Linked DNA regions of Mus musculus: region 2 is linked to region 1. A link is a loop called in an ENCODE intact Hi-C map of the cell type or tissue named here. Cell type or tissue: left cerebral cortex. All regions are shown on one strand.

Evidence for each region. Hi-C counts contacts between places; a loop is a spot of excess contacts. Peaks named below come from ENCODE experiments on the same cell type or tissue, not always from the same donor. Only the 100,000 strongest peaks of a DNase experiment are listed, where the experiment ranks them.
Region 2: it touches region 1 in a loop (2.3-fold over the local background); 6 of 42 quality-filtered maps call a loop at or near these places.

What each region holds. Positions count from the first base shown.
Region 1 is chr1:62,928,326-62,930,825 of GRCm38, reverse strand. All of the region lies in intron 3 of Gm35252 (a long non-coding RNA gene), which reads left to right. Among named protein-coding and RNA genes, the nearest start is that of Gm35252, 27 kb to the left of the region's middle. In left cerebral cortex, a CTCF peak has its summit at 1,105 (motif pointing right); a DNase peak (open chromatin) is centred at 1,116.
Region 2 is chr1:62,721,413-62,723,912 of GRCm38, reverse strand. All of the region lies in intron 2 of Nrp2 (neuropilin 2), which reads right to left. Among named protein-coding and RNA genes, the nearest start is that of Gm29083, 4.5 kb to the right of the region's middle. In left cerebral cortex, a CTCF peak has its summit at 1,189 (motif pointing left); no DNase peak of the experiment used is centred here; H3K27ac peaks cover 306 bases.

The DNA of each region.
Region 1 (2,500 bases):
TGTTAATACTCACTGTTCAATCTCAGCACAAGGAAAAGTAAAACACCCCCTAACAACACCGACCCCCCAAATAAACCAACAAGACCAGCCTCCTATGCCCTGCCCTCTGCAGGAGGAATATCACTGTGGTTGATAGCCTCGCTTAGAAACTGGCATCACAAACTAATGTACTTGAGGAGTCTCTTTCTCTCACCTAACATCTAAATACCCTATGTTTCTTGTCTCTGCTAAAAATATCTTCCTCACTGGGCCTGTGAGACACGGGTAAGAATGGAAGGGAAGGTTGGCTGGCATCGAAACTTATAAAATGTGCCCCCTCTGATTTAAGAAGTAGTACATACTCAGTGTAGAAAATTATGACACCCACAGAAAGCAGAAAAAAAAAAAAACCGGAATAGCAGTATTTAGCTAGAATTGCAGTGATTTATAAAATATAGGATTTGAATTGATTCTTTGGGATGGCATGCAATGTATTTTGCTGATATTTTCCAATAGTTCTTTTAGGAAATAGGTTCAAAGTGACTCTTAACGGTGCTATTTTTAGTGGCTGTATACCACTCCCCCCACTGGCCTGGTAGGCTGTTGGCAGGACTGCAGAGTTATAACTTAAGTCATAAAGTACATTCTTATGCAGAACTCTTTGTGTATAATGATATTTATCAAAGGAAACTTCCAGGACTTGTCTTATACATACCAGAAGTCAAAGGGGAATTGACTGCCCCCCCATCCCTCCTACCATCAACCTTTGCAAAAATCCTGCTGATTCAGCTCTTCCATACAAGGCTGAGCACAGAACCCAAGCAGAGTCAGTTGACTGCACTTGACCCTCAAGGTTTCTGCCAGCTTCCCTGCTGTCCTTTGAAGGTTGTGAGGTAGGGTCACCAAGGTGGGCATTTGGAAACAGTCAGATACTTGCAGATGAATAGTGTCCGCGAGGAAAATCTGCAGGCTTTATCTTAATCGTGTTTGATCTCGACCCCCAAAGTTTAAAGCAAAAAAATACTTCAGACGTCCTGTATTTTCTCTTTTGATAAAAAAAAATGTGTGTTCAAGGTAGTAAAAAGCAAAAGACCTCATTGAGGGCTTCTCAACCGGGAACAAATAGCCCACAAGGTGGCGCTGTCCCCCCTCGAAGTGCCTGTGGCCTGGCTGAGTTCCCCAGGGAAGAGGCAGGAACCTGAGGCAGAAGGACTGGTCCGAGGTCCTGGGTGGGAAAGGCTTATCTCTGTCTCTCCTTTCACAGCTTCTTTATTCAATGAGCAACGCTCTTGTCCCTACACCCCTCCCTCCACTGCATACACTGATTTCCTTGGGTGTCTTGGAAGCCCTGTCCCTTGTCCCCCTTCCCCAAACTTTATACCCAGCCTCTGTTCCAGGGCAAACCCCTCCTGATGGATTTTGTTTTCTTCACTTTTCTCTATTTCCCTTCTCTCTCCTCTATTTTTTGGGGGGAGGGGGTTTGGTTTTGAGACCAGGGTCTTATGTCTCTCAGGCTTGCCTTGAACCCTATGTAAGCAAAGATGATCTCCAGTGTCTGGTCCTTCTCCTCCAGCACTGGAGCTGGGATTATAAGCATGCATACTTTATGTGGGATACATCCGGGGATTCATGCTTGTTAGACAAGCACTGTACCGGCTCAGCTACAGCCCCACCCTTCCACATCCCCACCGACCCTTCTCTTCCTCACACTTAACTGGTTATAATTTTAAAAGGCGATGTGTACTTATTCATAGATTTAGTAAGATCCGAGGGGGCACTTTTAAAGTATAAAGGGAACAGCTGCAGATATTGATCAGTGAGAGAGCATTTGGAGAATATTCACAAGGAACTAGTTCTGACTCTGGTACTAAAACCAAACCAACTGAAAACGGACTCTAAATTTCTTTACTAGTTTTCCTTAGAGAAAGAAAGAAAGAAAGAAAGAAAGAAAGAAAGAAAGAGAGAGAGAGAGAGAAAAAAAGAAAGAAAGAAAGAAAGAGAGAAAGAGAAAGAGAAAGAAAGAGAGAAAGAAAGAAAGAAAGAGAAAGAAAGAAAGAAAGAACCAAAGCCAACCAAAGATTAAATTATTGGCTATCTGTCTATCTATATTGAAAAGTCACTGGAGTTGAGAAAAGTGATGAAGATAGTAGTTGATAATCAAAAGGTATTTTAATGCATTGGTATTCAGGTTGTAAATAAATATGCACCTGTTGGGAGTGTGGGAAATACAGCACTGAAATAATATCCATGTACCAGCTACCATGTAATGAACTTGTGTGTCTGAGCCTTTTCCTGGGGTCCTTACTTCTCTTGAGGAGCAGAGGCTGGTGAGAGTGAAAACCTGGCCAAGGTGCCTGGGAGGAAAAGGGGTGTGGCTGGGGTCTGATGTTTAAACCATCAGCTCCAAATCCTGTTCTCTGGGCTGGCTGAGTTTTAACTCAGAAGGCCATTCCAGTGGGCCTGGGTAGTGTGTCTGGCTTTGACATCCTTCCTTATGGATAGAAGATTCAAGGTGTTCCTA
Region 2 (2,500 bases), 210 kb after region 1:
CTTTGTCCTTCCTTTGTAATCTCAGATGGAAGAATGGGGAAACCCTGACCTGCCCACTTTCCAACACAATTTATACCACAGTTCATATCACGGATGCCTTGGTGCAATCGGTGACAAGACATCAATAAAAGAAGTATGTGCACACACCTGCTGAGTTCTCTCGCAGGCTCGTTTCTGCAGTTCATAGTCTGGGTATGGGGTCTGTGCCATTGGAGAGCGTGAGATCATCACACTGGAACAGACAGTGTGATTGAGGTGGCTTGGAGCAGGAGCCAATAAAGGGCAAGGAGACAAACCCTGGGGAAACATGGGTAGAGAAGGAGGTACAGCCCATGCCACGGGAGCTCAGGGAGACTTCATACGGGTGGAAGAGCTATGTTTGGTTGCTGGGAATGTTGGCTGTTTGCTGAGCACAGGGAAGCGCTGACTGCTCGTCATGAAGGGACCAGCTTACTGAGGTCTGGTTTCTTGCCCCTGCTTAGCCTCATGGTTAATTTATCAACCCAGGATCTTCTAAGATTTAGAGGGACCCTCTGTGGTAAGTAAACACAAGCACATTTTGTTTAGCTAGGACAGTTGGCAAGAGGCCCATACCCATATCCAGAATGTAGGGGACTGAGAGGATCAGAAGAAACAGGAGTCTAAACCAACGCTGAGAACTATGGGTGCTGTGTTACGCTCAGTCGGGGTGAGAGTCAATCTCCAGGCAGTCCTTACTCTGTCGTGGCCTTGGCTGAACGAAGCAAGTAAGAAATGGTAGCCTTGAATTTACACGGACTTAGGGTTGAAATCTTGAACCCCAGGACCTAATCTTTGGCATAGACAGCAAAGATCTTCTACGGCAAAATTGATACATATGAAAAATAAAGGCAAGTCAGAAGAGGGAGGCTGTATGAGGAAGGATACTCATAAGAATTGAAAGCAAGAAGTACGAGGAGAAAATAGTCTCGAGTTTCCCATGACAGAGGCATTTAACGAGCTTGCTAACTTACTGTGGTAACACAAACTAGACACAGCAAAGTACTTGTTATCATGGTTTGGGGGACTTAAGATGTTTAAAAGCTCAACAAAAATTCAAATGTAGACTGAGGAGATGGCTCTGCGGCGAGCCCAGTTCACAGCACAGCCATTCAAAAGCTCACAACTGCTTGTTAGCTGTGGCTTCAGGGGAATCTGGCGCCCTCTTCTGGGCTTTGCCGGTACTGCATTCAAGTGCATCCATCCTCAAGAGCCAATCAGATCCAAAGAGGACATTGATCGGCCTTCATCGTGCACGAAGGAGTGAAGTCTAGAATTACCATCCTAAATCATCAAGAACAAAAAATGACTCTCCTCAACGTTTGTTGGTTTTGTTTAAGAAAACATGGAAGTGAGGCTTTAAAATGTTCAGGACTTCCACGGAGGGACTCTGCCCGGAGAGATTGTTCCTCAATGGGCTTCACTTTGACAGGAATGAGGTAGTTTTGTTCTGAATCTACGTAGACTTACTTGTGAGGTGGCCTAAGAAATGTATGTTCACAACTTCCTAGTTTTCAAATTTCCCCAAGATATTTTCAAGATACCTATCTGCTACATACTTGTTCTTTCTAGGAACTAGGTCTTGATTTTAGTTACCTTTGATTGGACCTCTACAATGGGTGTGTGTGTGTGTGTGTGTGTGTGTGTGTGTGTGTGTAAGCACATGCACACCAAGCCTGCTTGAAGACTGGTGAGTAAGTTGTATAGGACAGCATGTTGGTGAATGTTTTTAAGAGTTCATACAGTTCACAGTTTAGAAGTGGAAAAATACCCAGTCTTGTGTGTATGTTTCTAAAACCATAACGCTGAACCCTCTGGCTGATGACTCAAGCGAATGGCTTCTCTCTGTCTGCCAAGGCAGCAGCCTCCTGGTATCTTCTGCTCCCAGGGGGATGAAGTGACTTCTTTCTGTTTGCCCAGACAGCCCTGAGTCCTGTCTTTCTGTCCCTTGACACAGGTAGCTGTCAATGCCACAACGGCCTTTGCTTCTGCCTGTAGCTGCTCCCCAGTCCCCAGGACAGCATGCTGGTGCTTAGGGGTTGGTTCCCTGTGGATAGCCCAAGGGAGGAGGCAGGCAAAGCTAAGAGAAAGGGTGGCTTCGGATTGCACTGGCACAGAACGGCTGACGCTTGTGAGTGAAATTTTCCAAGCAGACAGCAAGATTCAGTGGAACAAAATGAACAAGCGGTGGTCAGGAAAAGATCTGTCTGGGGGTTGCCTTGACCTTCTGGAATGGAGACTTTAAGGTACAGAGAGGAAAAGGCTTAGGTACCACAGACCAGAATAATCTTCCCTATAAGGGCCCTGGTCTTAGGTCAGAGGGCCATTTTTTTTGTAGTTCATTTCATGCAGAGAAAGCAGAAGAGACAACTCGGGCAGGCATGTAGGCTGTACCCTTTCATTTCCTCTTTCTTCTCCAAGCTATTGCTCACTCAGAGATGGGCAGCAGAGGCAATTTTCTGTTGGGAGAGGTACCTGCTTC